2 separate regions of the Mus musculus genome follow, and region 1 is linked to region 2. A link is a contact called in ENCODE Hi-C or POLR2A ChIA-PET data. All regions are on one chromosome and are shown on one strand. Each heading gives the region's core, a stretch centred on a gene start or an enhancer-like site at or near the end of the contact. The rest is flanking DNA. Distances are from core to core; before and after follow the strand shown.

The links. Hi-C counts contacts between places; a loop is a spot of excess contacts on that map. ChIA-PET counts read pairs that join two places held with the same protein, here RNA polymerase II (POLR2A).
Region 1: a map of T-helper 1 cell shows a loop between it and region 2 (2.0-fold over the local background). The contact joins two enhancer-like sites. A Hi-C loop is called at or near these places in 1 of 37 maps with a recorded cell type or tissue (T-helper 1 cell). POLR2A ChIA-PET finds 5 or more read pairs at or near these places in 4 of 5 experiments (Patski and embryonic stem cell).

Annotation. Positions count from the first base shown.
Region 1 is chr11:117,936,002-117,941,489 of GRCm38, forward strand. No RefSeq gene overlaps it. Among named protein-coding and RNA genes, the nearest start is that of Socs3, 31 kb to the right of the region's middle. Within about 2 kb of position 3,795, at least 3 of the 3 ENCODE cell types and tissues checked have a DNase peak (open chromatin) inside an H3K27ac peak, as active enhancers do.
Region 2 is chr11:117,887,401-117,892,786 of GRCm38, forward strand. The region is part of intron 2 of Gm11725 (a long non-coding RNA gene); the gene reads left to right. Among named protein-coding and RNA genes, the nearest start is that of Tha1, 17 kb to the left of the region's middle. Within about 2 kb of position 3,349, at least 2 of the 3 ENCODE cell types and tissues checked have a DNase peak (open chromatin) inside an H3K27ac peak, as active enhancers do.

The sequences.
Region 1 (5,488 bases), core at 2,545-5,044, 49 kb after region 2:
CATGGACAGAGCACTGTCTTCGGTTCCTGACACTGCATGAACCAGACGTGACAGCATATACTGTAATACCAGCCTTTGGGAGATAGGCAGGAGGCCATCGTCAGCTACACAGTGAGCTCAAAGTTGCCTAAGTTACTTAAGACCCTGATACACTGGCACACACGAACACGCACGTGCACACACAATAAAAAGATAAAAATCCAGTCAGGTGTGTGTAAGCACGTGTCTATAGTAACAGAACTTGCCCGGGGGGAGGGGTGGAGCCAACAACGCTCAACTACCCTTTCCTAAGGAGTTTGAGGCCATGGTGAGATCCTGTCTCCAAAATAAAACAACTCCAGCGACAACAGATTCGTTTGGCCTGAGGCTACAGCACGTGAAGCACCAGTTGCTGCAGCCCTTCAGAGCTGTCTCCTCCCCTGCAGGTATGCTGAGCATGGAAGTCTGGCACAGTGCCCTGGCTTCTTTCCCAGGAGGTAGGCTAGCACAGAGCCTGGTACACAGGGGTACGGACAGAGTAGCTATCAGTTAAACTCTCTTTGTTGTCCACGTTATCTCCTGATCTCCACAAAGCACAGCTGCTGTCCCCACCTGACAGACATCCCAGCAGAGGCCCAGAGAGATCCCAAAGCTGCCCCGGGTTGCTCAGGCAGCAGAGACTGTGACAGGGATCAACCCTGGGAGCTTGGTGGCTGAGCAACTAGGACCACATGTGGAATGCTAAGACTTCAGGGAATATGGCTAGGGTCACAGAAGCCTGTCCTGTCAAATCCTTGTTATAGTTGCTCTCTGCTGCTTTGTGGGTCTTTCTTCTTCCTCACCCTTAATTTTCCCTGCAACCCCGTTTCACCCTCTGCCACTAGATAGGCAAAAAAGGATGGAGGAGCGGGGAGATCTCTTTCCTTCCTTTTGTTTCTTCTTGGAGCTCAACTACTTACAAATTGCAACCAGAACTCCCTGAATGACCAGCAGCCACCCACCCTGTCTACATTTACACCCCCTCTGTAAAGTTTCCAGAATTCTGAAAGTCACACAATCACAGAAACTATCAACAGCTGGCAAAATCACACCTCTGCTAGAGCACGAGGCAACTCAGCTGCTACAGACAGCCCAAAGCAGCCCCACACCCCGACACCCAGGATTAGAATGAAGGCATATTCTTAAAACATTTCTGTGTTCTTTTAAAAAGAAACTAGGGGGCTGGTGAGATGGCTCAGTGGGTAAGAGCACCCGACTGCTCTTCCGAAGGTCCAGAGTTCAAATCCCAGCAACCACATGGTGGCTCACAACCATCTGTAATAAGATCTGACTCACTCTTCTGGAGTGTCTGAAGACAGCTACAGTGTACTTACATATAAATAAATAAATAAATAAATAAATAAATAAATAAATAAATAGAAACTAAATGTCCAGAATTCCACCTTGTTCCCTAGCTTGCAATGATCAAGTCTCTGTTCGCTACAGAGCTGCCTGGGTCTTCTACATGCTGACATTCTCTGGGCTTCATTTCCACAGCCAGGTTTAGGTTTCTGGGTTGGGGTCCCATCTTCTCAGCACCCTGAGGTGCAGGGTGAGACCCAGTGAGTCCCACGCTGAACCTGCACGTCCTTCCTCCAGCCTTTCTGTATGATGAGCTAGCCCTCAAACACAGCCTGAGCCAGACCCGATAGCCTCCAGCAACACGTCCTCCTAAGGTAGACTGCGTGTGACAGGCCATAGCAAGCAGTCCAGACTCTGCCAGCTTTACTCTCTCTATGTGTGGGCGTTGAGTTTGAGACCTTCCTTCATCCAGCCTGGAACTGGGGCTCACTCCCTCCCTCCCAGGAAGGCCTTGCTGGATAACCATATGGTACAACAGTGACCTGTCTTTCTGTCCTGGGGTCTCTCCGAGGGCTTCTGTAGCTACAGGTGGATGGTACCCACTCCTCTCAATTTGCAGGTCGTTGGCCATGGCCTAGCAAGGTCCCGGGCCTCTTAGTACTCCCTTCTAAGTTCTTTCCCATAAAACATCCTAGCTTCAGGAATTCACAAGACCTCAGTCAGATTTCACTGAAGTTCTCCTCTGCCCCCCTTCCCGTCCCTGGGGGAGGGCAGGAGCTAAGAGACCGGGTTCTTACCGAGCTGGAGGAGAAAAGGAATTTGGATTCTGCTGTTGGGGGGTGGTGAAGAAGCAGGGGCTGGTGGGGGCTTGGTCTTAGGGGTAGCTACAAGGGTAGAAGCCCCCCTGTGGGTATCGCAGTTTTAGAGGCCAGGGATGACAGGTCACCAACAGCAGTCATAAGTGCCTTTCCTTCTCAGGTGAGAAAGTGCGGTCCAGTGATGGGCTCATGAGGCTCTGATAGGTGAGCAGGCAGGACAGGAGCCTGGTGAAGCAAGGCAGGCAGAGGGCCTGGGAGAAGTGCCTCCTCTGTACCTGGCTCTGCCTGCTGTTACAGCCCTACTGCCCTGGTCTCCAGATGAAAGAGCTGGGTCTCTCAATGGGCAGGAGCAGCTTTCACTGTCAGCTGTGCCCAGGGCCACTCATTGACCGTCACCAGAAAGACCTGGGGCAGGGGCAGGGGCAGGGGTGGAGGGCGGGGGAGGGGGGTGTCTTAGGATTTCCAGACCAGGTCCAGGGACAACATCAAACCCTTGAAGAAAAGGAAGGGAGGGGAGGAGGAGAGGGAAGAGAGAAAAGATTGAATAAAAGAGAAAGAATGAGGATGGACAGACAGACAGGGACGTGCATGGGAAGATGGGAGGAGAAGAAAGAATGAAGGAAAGAGGAAGGAACGGAGGGAGAGAAGAAGTGGGGAAGGGAGGCTGGGCATGATAGCACACACCCTTTAATCTTAACACTTGGGCCAGGCAATTGTACTGCAGGCCTTTAATGCTAGCTCTCAGGAGGCTAATCTCTCAGTTCGAGGCCAACCTGGTCTACAGAATAAGTTCTAGGACAGCCAGGGCTACACAGAGAAACCATATCTTATAAATCTTTTTTTTTTTAAGATTTTGTTTATGTAATGTATATGAGTACACTGTAGCTGTCTTCAGACACGACAGAATCATCACAGATGGTTGAGAGCCACCATGTGGTTGCTAGGATTTGAACTCAGGACCTCTGGAAGAGCAGTCAGTGCTATTAACTGCTGAACCATCTCTCCAGTCCTTTCTTATAAATCTTGCCCCACCCCCTTCCCTTCCCCCTTGCTCTGGCTCACTCCGGCCCTGCTCACACTGACCCATAGGTTTTTCTTATTTGTTTCTCATTACGGATGGTTGTGAGCCACCATGGGGTTGCTGGGATTTGAACTCATGACCTCTGGTCAGTCAGTGCTCTTAACCCCCACTGAGCCATCTCACCAGTACCCATAATTTTTTTTTAAAAAGATTTTGTTTGAGAAATTTTATCTTGAGGAAACAAAAATAATTAATTAGTTAGTTAATAGATAGAATTAATCCCTGTACTTGGGAGACAGAGGTAGAGGCAGCCAAATCTCTGTCAGTTTGACAACAGTTTGGTCTACATAGTGAGTTCCAGGACAGCCAAAGCTACGTAGTGAGGCATGAGGCCCTGGCTCAAGCAGAGAAAGAAAGAAAGAAAAGAAAAGAAAGGAAAGGAAAGGAAAGGAAAAGAGGAAAAGGAAAAGAACCCCACACATGCCCCAAATAAAGAGAGAGGTGAGATGAAGGAAATGGGTCTCAAGTAACTCTGCCTATCTGGGAGATTATTATTTACCCACATACAAAGTATCATTTATCTCCTGGCCATCTCCCTGGCTCTGGCCCCAGTTCCCGCTCGGGTTGGCAGCTCTGTGCTGGCAGGTCCGTTGCCTTGACGACACCCCTTTGTTAGGCACCAGCATCAGCAAATGTCAAAGGGTTTGGAGTGGGTCAGCCCCATCCCTTTTCCCCTTCTCCTTTTCACTCCCAGTTGCTGCTGCTTGAGCTGCAAACTTCCTCCGTCTCCATGGGGACAGAGGAGGCTGTCTCTCTTTTTCCATCCCAAACATCTGTCTCTATAAACACTTGTGCACTTGTGGCTCCCCCTCCCCCAGGGCTCCAGCTCTGGAAGGAAATACTTTGTTTATCTGGAGGGTGGGTTTCCTCAGCGCTCCACTGTCTTTGGGAGATTGCTGCCCCCCCCCCCTTTCCCACCCCGTTCTGGGTGGCTGCAGTCTTGGATGAAGGAGCCCTGGGCAGGAGGCCAGAGCTGGCTGATCCTCTAGCAGGCTCCCTGCCATCCAGCAGATTGTGTGTCTGCTTTCTAGCTGGGTTGCCTTATACAGGTTGCTTAACTTCTCAGAGCCTCCATTTCCCCTCAAATAATGCTTACCCTCACCTACTTGTTGGGCTAGCAAAAGAGGAGCCGCACAGATGTGTGATCTTGGGCATTTGCCTGTAAATCAGGCTCCGGTGAGTCTTTGGACTAGATGTTAGCATGATCAGCCCACACGGGAGAGTGCTCAGATTCAGCGTGGTTGTTTGCCCAGTGTGACACTGGAACTTAGCTGGAGAGTCATGGTTCACTCTGAGAGGCAAGCCCACTGCTTGCTAGACCACCAGGATCCCTTCCCAGTCTCAGGTCTTCCGTTTGCAGGCTAGGAAGAAAGAAAACCTCCTTCCCAGCTTAGAGCTTCTCAAAGTTACTTAGGGAAGACTGTGGGACAACCCAAAAGTTAGTGGATTTGTCTGGAGCTAGAGACAGGGGTACATTCTGTGAGGCAAGGACTCAGGGTCTCCATGACGCATCCTTATGTTCCAAGCCACGGGAAAGAAGATGCCAGCCAAGCTCAGCTTCCCTGAGAGCCTGATAGACTGACCCAAGTGTCACTCCCCAGAGCCTCATAATTCCTGTCCCCAAGCCCAGGTTAGCATCCTTTCTGAATCCCTAGTCCCTGTATGGGTCAAAGAAATCTCAGTTCCCCTGTGTCCAACCAGAAGAGCCCTGCTACACTTTAGGGTGACATCCTCCAGTGTGGCCCTGGGGCTGGCAGAGCTGGGATCGGACTCAGCCCCAACAACTCCTGGCTTCTGGCTCCAAAATGTGCCAGAAAAATTGGTAGAGCCCCATGGGCCCACTGTGCAGTCCACACCGTGCGTGAGGACTTGCGTGGTAAGAGACTCAGGAACACAGACACCAACCCTTGGCAGTTCTCTTACCTCCTACACCCGCCTAGGATACATAGGACCCCCCATCTCAAAAGGAAAACCAGCTGGGGTTGTCGCTGAGTTAGAAGAGTGTTTGTGCAACTCACACAAAGTCCTCAGTACTTCATAAGCCAGGAGACATACAGACAGGAGGGTCAGATGTTTGATTTGAGGCTGTGTTCTGAGTTTGAAACTCACTATGTACCTGAAGATGACCTTCAACTCCGATCCTCCTGCCACCATCTCCCACGTGCTAGGATGGCAGGCGTGTGCAACCAGGCCCCCCTTCTTCATTCTGTGGGAGAGAACAGCCACGATCAGTCCTGATGGGGGTCAGCGGGTACCCTCTGGGGGCTCC
Region 2 (5,386 bases), core at 2,099-4,598:
ATCAAAACCACAATACAAAAAAAAAAAAAAAAAAAATTAAAGATTTAGAAAATATTTTTAAGCACTTGCTGCTCTTGCGGGGGACCTGGGTTCTCTTCCCAACATGGCACCGCAACTGTCTGCTGTCTGTAACTCCATCAGATCCTGTGGATCTGATCCTCCTTTTGAGTAGCAAGCATATATGTAGTCCACAAATACACATACATGCAAAAACACTCATCCGCACAAAATAAATGAATCTTAAAAACAAAATGGCAGAACCGGGCAGTGGTGGCACACACCTTTAATCCCAGCACTTGGGAGGCAGAGGCAGGTGGATTTCTGAGTTTGAGGCCAGCCTGGTCTACAGAGTGTGTTCCAGGACAGCCAAGGCTAAACAGATATACAGAGAAAAAAAAAAAAAATGGCCAGGGGGCTGGAGAGATTGCTCTTCGGATAAGAGCACTGACTGCTCTTCCATATGTCTTGAGTTCAATTCCCAGCAACCACATGGTGGCTCACAACCATCTGTAATGGGGATCTGACACCCTCTTCTGGTGTGTCTGAAGACAGCAACAGTGTACTCACATACATGAAATAAATAAATCTTAATAAAGGCCAGCCCGGGAGCTGGGTATGTGGAGCACACCTGCAACCCCAGCCTTTGAGAGGCAGCTCTCTGCGAGTGTGTCAGGCAAAGAATCCCATATAGGGAATTCCCGACTAGCCATGGCTACACAGTTTGTCTCAAACAAGGACAGGAGACCTTGGCATTCCAACACCCAGGTTAGGGATTTGATCTCCTGCTCTCTGGAGCTTGGAAAATGGAGTAGTCTTACAGTGTTTATTTTGCAGATGAGGCCCAGACACAAGACACACTGGGTTTGGTACCACCACATCATCCCATTTACGCGCAGCTGCCTCAGCGATCCGGACTAAAGGAGTGTAGTGGGTGTGGTCCACCCCTCCCTACCAGGTCTCAGTTTTCGCAGCCCCATAGGAGATTCATTCCCAAAGTGACTTTGCCCGGAACTTGCCCTTGCCTCTGAACTTGCAAGATTGCTGAGGTTTCAGAGGTCAGCCTTCCCACACAGGATCAGCTTCCAAGTGTTCCACCAACGCACCCTTAGCCAGATCTCCGGGTCTGTGCATCCACAGCCAGCAGGCCTCAGGAGTCTGCAGCGGGATCAGCTGCAAGCCAGGGCATCGAGTGGGTCTGGGTGGGAGGTCCACTCGGGGAAAGGAAGCGGGACAGCATGCACCCCACTAGTTACCCATAAACCCACAGGAGTGAGCTCGAGCAGGGCAGGGCGGGACTGGGAGCTGCCCCTGGGGACACCTGTCCCTGCTCACACTCATCATGGGGCTTTCGTTTGTGATGTGTCGGGTGGAAAGCACTGGCAATCGGTGATCTAGCCCGAGTTTCCATCACTAGGATCCGAGTGGGGCGAGCTTCTGCCATGGTCCCCCTGGCCTCTGAGACCGGTGTGTGGGGGTCAAGGCAGAATTCTTCCCTGAAATTAAGCATCCACTCCCCATTCCTGCAGCCTGTGAGCGGAGAGGGAGATTCCCTGCGGCTCCCGGCGGGGGGCCTTCGGGCCTGGTAATTGGTGCATCGATTAGCAGCTGGGGTGTAGGGCTCTCAGATGGGGGCGGGAGGCCGAGTCTCGGGCAGGCCCCGGGGAGATATTGCTGGAGGGAGGCGGGAAGACCGGTGGTGCCAGGTTAGGGAGGGCCTCCTTGCCTCCCTGAGCTACAGGGAAGGGGGGACGGGTAGGATCCCCTGGGGTGGCCAGGACCGCCCGGGCCCCCTTGGGCCCCTGGAAGAATTGGTTCCCACCAGCCAACCTGTTCCCACAGCCAGAAGTTGCCATGGTGACCCCCTCCCACCTTCAGCTACAGCTTTTCCAGTAAAACCACTGCCGAGATCCATACTTCCCGACAGGCACGCCTGCGGGCCCCCACCCCCCCTCGTGGCAGCCGGGAGCAGCTGGGAGTTAACCCTGCATATGCCGGGGGACTGTTGTTTGGGAGGGGGGGGCGGAGAAAGGAAATCGGGAGCCAGTAATGGGGACCGTGGGTAGGAGTGAAGGTGGGCAGGGAAATGATCCTGGCCAGCGACTTGAGCTAGTCTGGAACTTGGAGCAAAGAAGCCAAACTTAGCCAAGCCCCCTGGGCCTCTGGGAGGCCTTGCCTTGCGGGGGGCAGGGGAGACCCACTGGCATCCATGCTCCAACCTCTGGAGGGACCCAGTTGTATGCGGGGACAGTGGATTCTGTCTAGCTTAGCCTGAGCGGCAGCCCTGTCTGACTTTCTCCCTTGTCCCGCAGGCACAAATTGTTTTTCTGGAGGCTGAAAGGTCCCTACAGCCTGGATTTGGCGTTCTTGTGGGCTGTGGTACCCCAGAGGTCCCAGCAGCCCCCGCTTCAGTGTCCTGCCTTGAGAAGTGAGGAGATCAACTGTTTACCCATCTGAGGAGGAAGATGGTGCTTCTTGAATGACACCACCTTGCTGGCCCCAGGGACCCGTGGCCAGGCCTCTGTTAGGGAAGGGGCCCCATGGGGACACTGAGGCTGCAGGCCCAGGGGGGTCCATCTGCGGCTCTGGCGGGCCTCACTTCCACTGTGAGCTGCTTGCTGCTCTCTGCTGCAAGCTCTAATTGTTCTCTGTAGCCGGTGAGTAATTGAGAGGTCTTTGAAGGGAATTAATTAGGCTGCTTATTGACTGTAAATGCTTGCCGTGGATGATAAAGGGAAGGCTGGCCGCCTGTGTGGGCCCGACTCGGGCAACAATCGGACATTTCAGCCACATTCTGCTCCCTCTGGGGTCAGCTGCTCAGCTTGGCAGGGACCTGACCCTCTTGTCTGTCCTGCCCCCTCCTCCAGGAAGGGGCCAAGCACGCTGAGCCCTGCTTAGTCTATACCTCCACGCCCTGCTTCTGGTTTTGAAGGCAGTACTATCTATGCCACAAGTGAGCAGGGGTTTCTCCCACAGGAGAAATGAAGGGCTGTGCAGCGCGTTGGGAGCACTTTCCTAGAATGTTAGGGTCAAGTCCAGAGACAGGCTGGGGGCAGGTTCTTACCCTCAGCTCATACCTAGCTTGGGACCTGCTGGGCTGTCACTGGGCTCCAGCTGTCCAACCTACCTCCAGCCCCCACCCCCACCCCCACCCCAGTCCCAGCCCTTTTCTGGGAAGAAGGGAGAAACTGGAAATCTAGCAAGCATTCCTGCCCTCCTAGCGGGGGTCAGAGTGTAAACAGCCCTGCAGTTGGACACAGTTGGGGTGGATGAGGAGGGCAGGACCGTGCTGGGGTGGCGCCTGGCTGGCTTGCCAGGAGGTGGCACTGATAGCCTGGACTGAGAAGTAGCCGTGGTGGCTCCCTGTCGGATGGCCTCTGCTCCCTGCTGGCGGGTTCTCAGCTAGGTCAGCGCTGACCGGTTTGCTGATTTCATTCTTGCAGCAGCTTTACATAGATCCTGGCCGCAGAGTCAGCACTGGAAGAATGTTCTACTCTGTAGGGACTCTGGGCAGCCCCTGGCTTCCTTAAGGACTGGCTGAATGACTGAGTGGATCTTAGCCCCCTTGATCCAGTCAGAAGACCCACAGGGTGAGGGGTCTACCAGGACCATGGAATGTCACTACTGATGTCTTGTGGTGAAATACCGACTCAGCCACTGGGGGACAGTTCCAGGTGGAGCGTCTGAGGGCTCAGGAGTCAGCCCTAGATTCTCCAGCTGCTGCAGTTACTGGGTCCAGGAAGAACTTGCTGAGAGTCTCAGGCTGCAGGGTTGGAAACAGCTGGTGCCGAAGGAGGTCCAGTGGGGCCGTGCTCCAGACAGACAGGCTGTGGCAGCTCTGAGATAGCTGTAGGGAGAAGGCTGTGGAACCAGGTGGCTAGATATGAAGTTAGGGGACCGGGAGGAGATGGCAGGTGTCACCTTAGGAGCACAGGGACTTAGCTGTTGTCCATCAGGGAGCTAGGACTGTCATGGTCCTGGCAGGAGGAAAGATACTCTGAGAAGACTCTTAGGCACCTCCCTTTGGCTACTAGACTCTAAGAGAATGAACCCCTGAGAAACTGGAATCTCCACAGGAGACAGAAAGGGCTGAGGCCTGGTGTCAGCCAGAGGGGAGCTTGTCTCCCAGGAAGAGATTTCATACCATTCTGACAACTTGTTAGGCCACCTGCAGAAGAGAGGCCTTGTGCTTCCAGGGTCCAGCCAGGCGCTGGCATCTAGCAGACACTTCTGGTGCTTCCACAGCCCTCCTCGCCCTGTGCTGAAAGAAGCTCCCCCAGGGCTTCGTGAGCTGTCCTCTCGTGGGTTCAGTCATTGGCAGCACTTGCAGAAGTGGGGGGCCGGGTAGACCTGTGGTTACTTCCTCTGGATTTGTGGGTCTGTATGGTTTTCCTCCTCTCTCTTCCGCTGCCCCAGCTGCAGACACTCCACACACCATCTCTAACTGTCTCCAAAGTCCTTTGTGATGAGTTATTGCGTGTATACTTATAGTTGACATCTGCCTTGGCTGAGCCACCAAGTTGGTAAACAGGAAGACTTGAACCCGTGCCTACTCACCTCTATATTGCTTATCATCCCGCCGCTCCCCACCTCCCGACCCCGCAGCCCCTCGCGCGCGTGTGCGCGCGTGCACACACACACACACACACCTGTGTGATAACTGGGATTGTCTCCAGCTTCAGAAACCACAAATGGCTCTGAGAAAGAGAAGCCTGTCTTCCCCAAGGTTTCTGAAGCTGAGCACCTAGAACCTGAAGACTGTTGGTAGCCTCAGGAAGACAAGAGTCGAGGAAGAGTTGTGTACCCAAGGGGAAAGAAACAAAGGCAGCCAGGAGTTCAGGCCTGCCTGGAGCCCACCCTTCACTTCTGACAGAGGTCTCCTCTTCTGCTCCTTCCAGGTCTGGGTATCCATAGGTTTGCTCTTCTCAGCAGAGAGCCAAGAGACAGGAATCAGTGGCAAATGACCAATCAAATGCCTTTCTGGGGGCTAGGGGCGGGGCATGTAGCAAAGTGACCAATCAAATGCCTTCCTGTGGGCTGGAGCCGGGCCAGGCGACGTGAATTCACCTGTGCTGTCGAGGTAGATAGAATATGGCACCATTTGTGCTAAGCAGTCATTAATTCTGTTTTCAAACACTCAATGCGTCTGAGGGTGAATTTGAATTTTTGATCTTTCTTCCTTCCTTTTCCAAGTGCTGGGACCACAGACATGTACAAAGCCAAGGCTACAGATGCAGGGTTGTGGACGTGGAGAGGTTGGCAGAGCATTTGCCCCAGCGTACACAAAGCTCCGGGCTCCATCTCCACCACCCTGTGGTAGTGTTTGCCTCACACTGAACACCCTCAGCCGTCCGTCAGAAGGTAGGGAGATGCAGATCAGAAGTTCAGG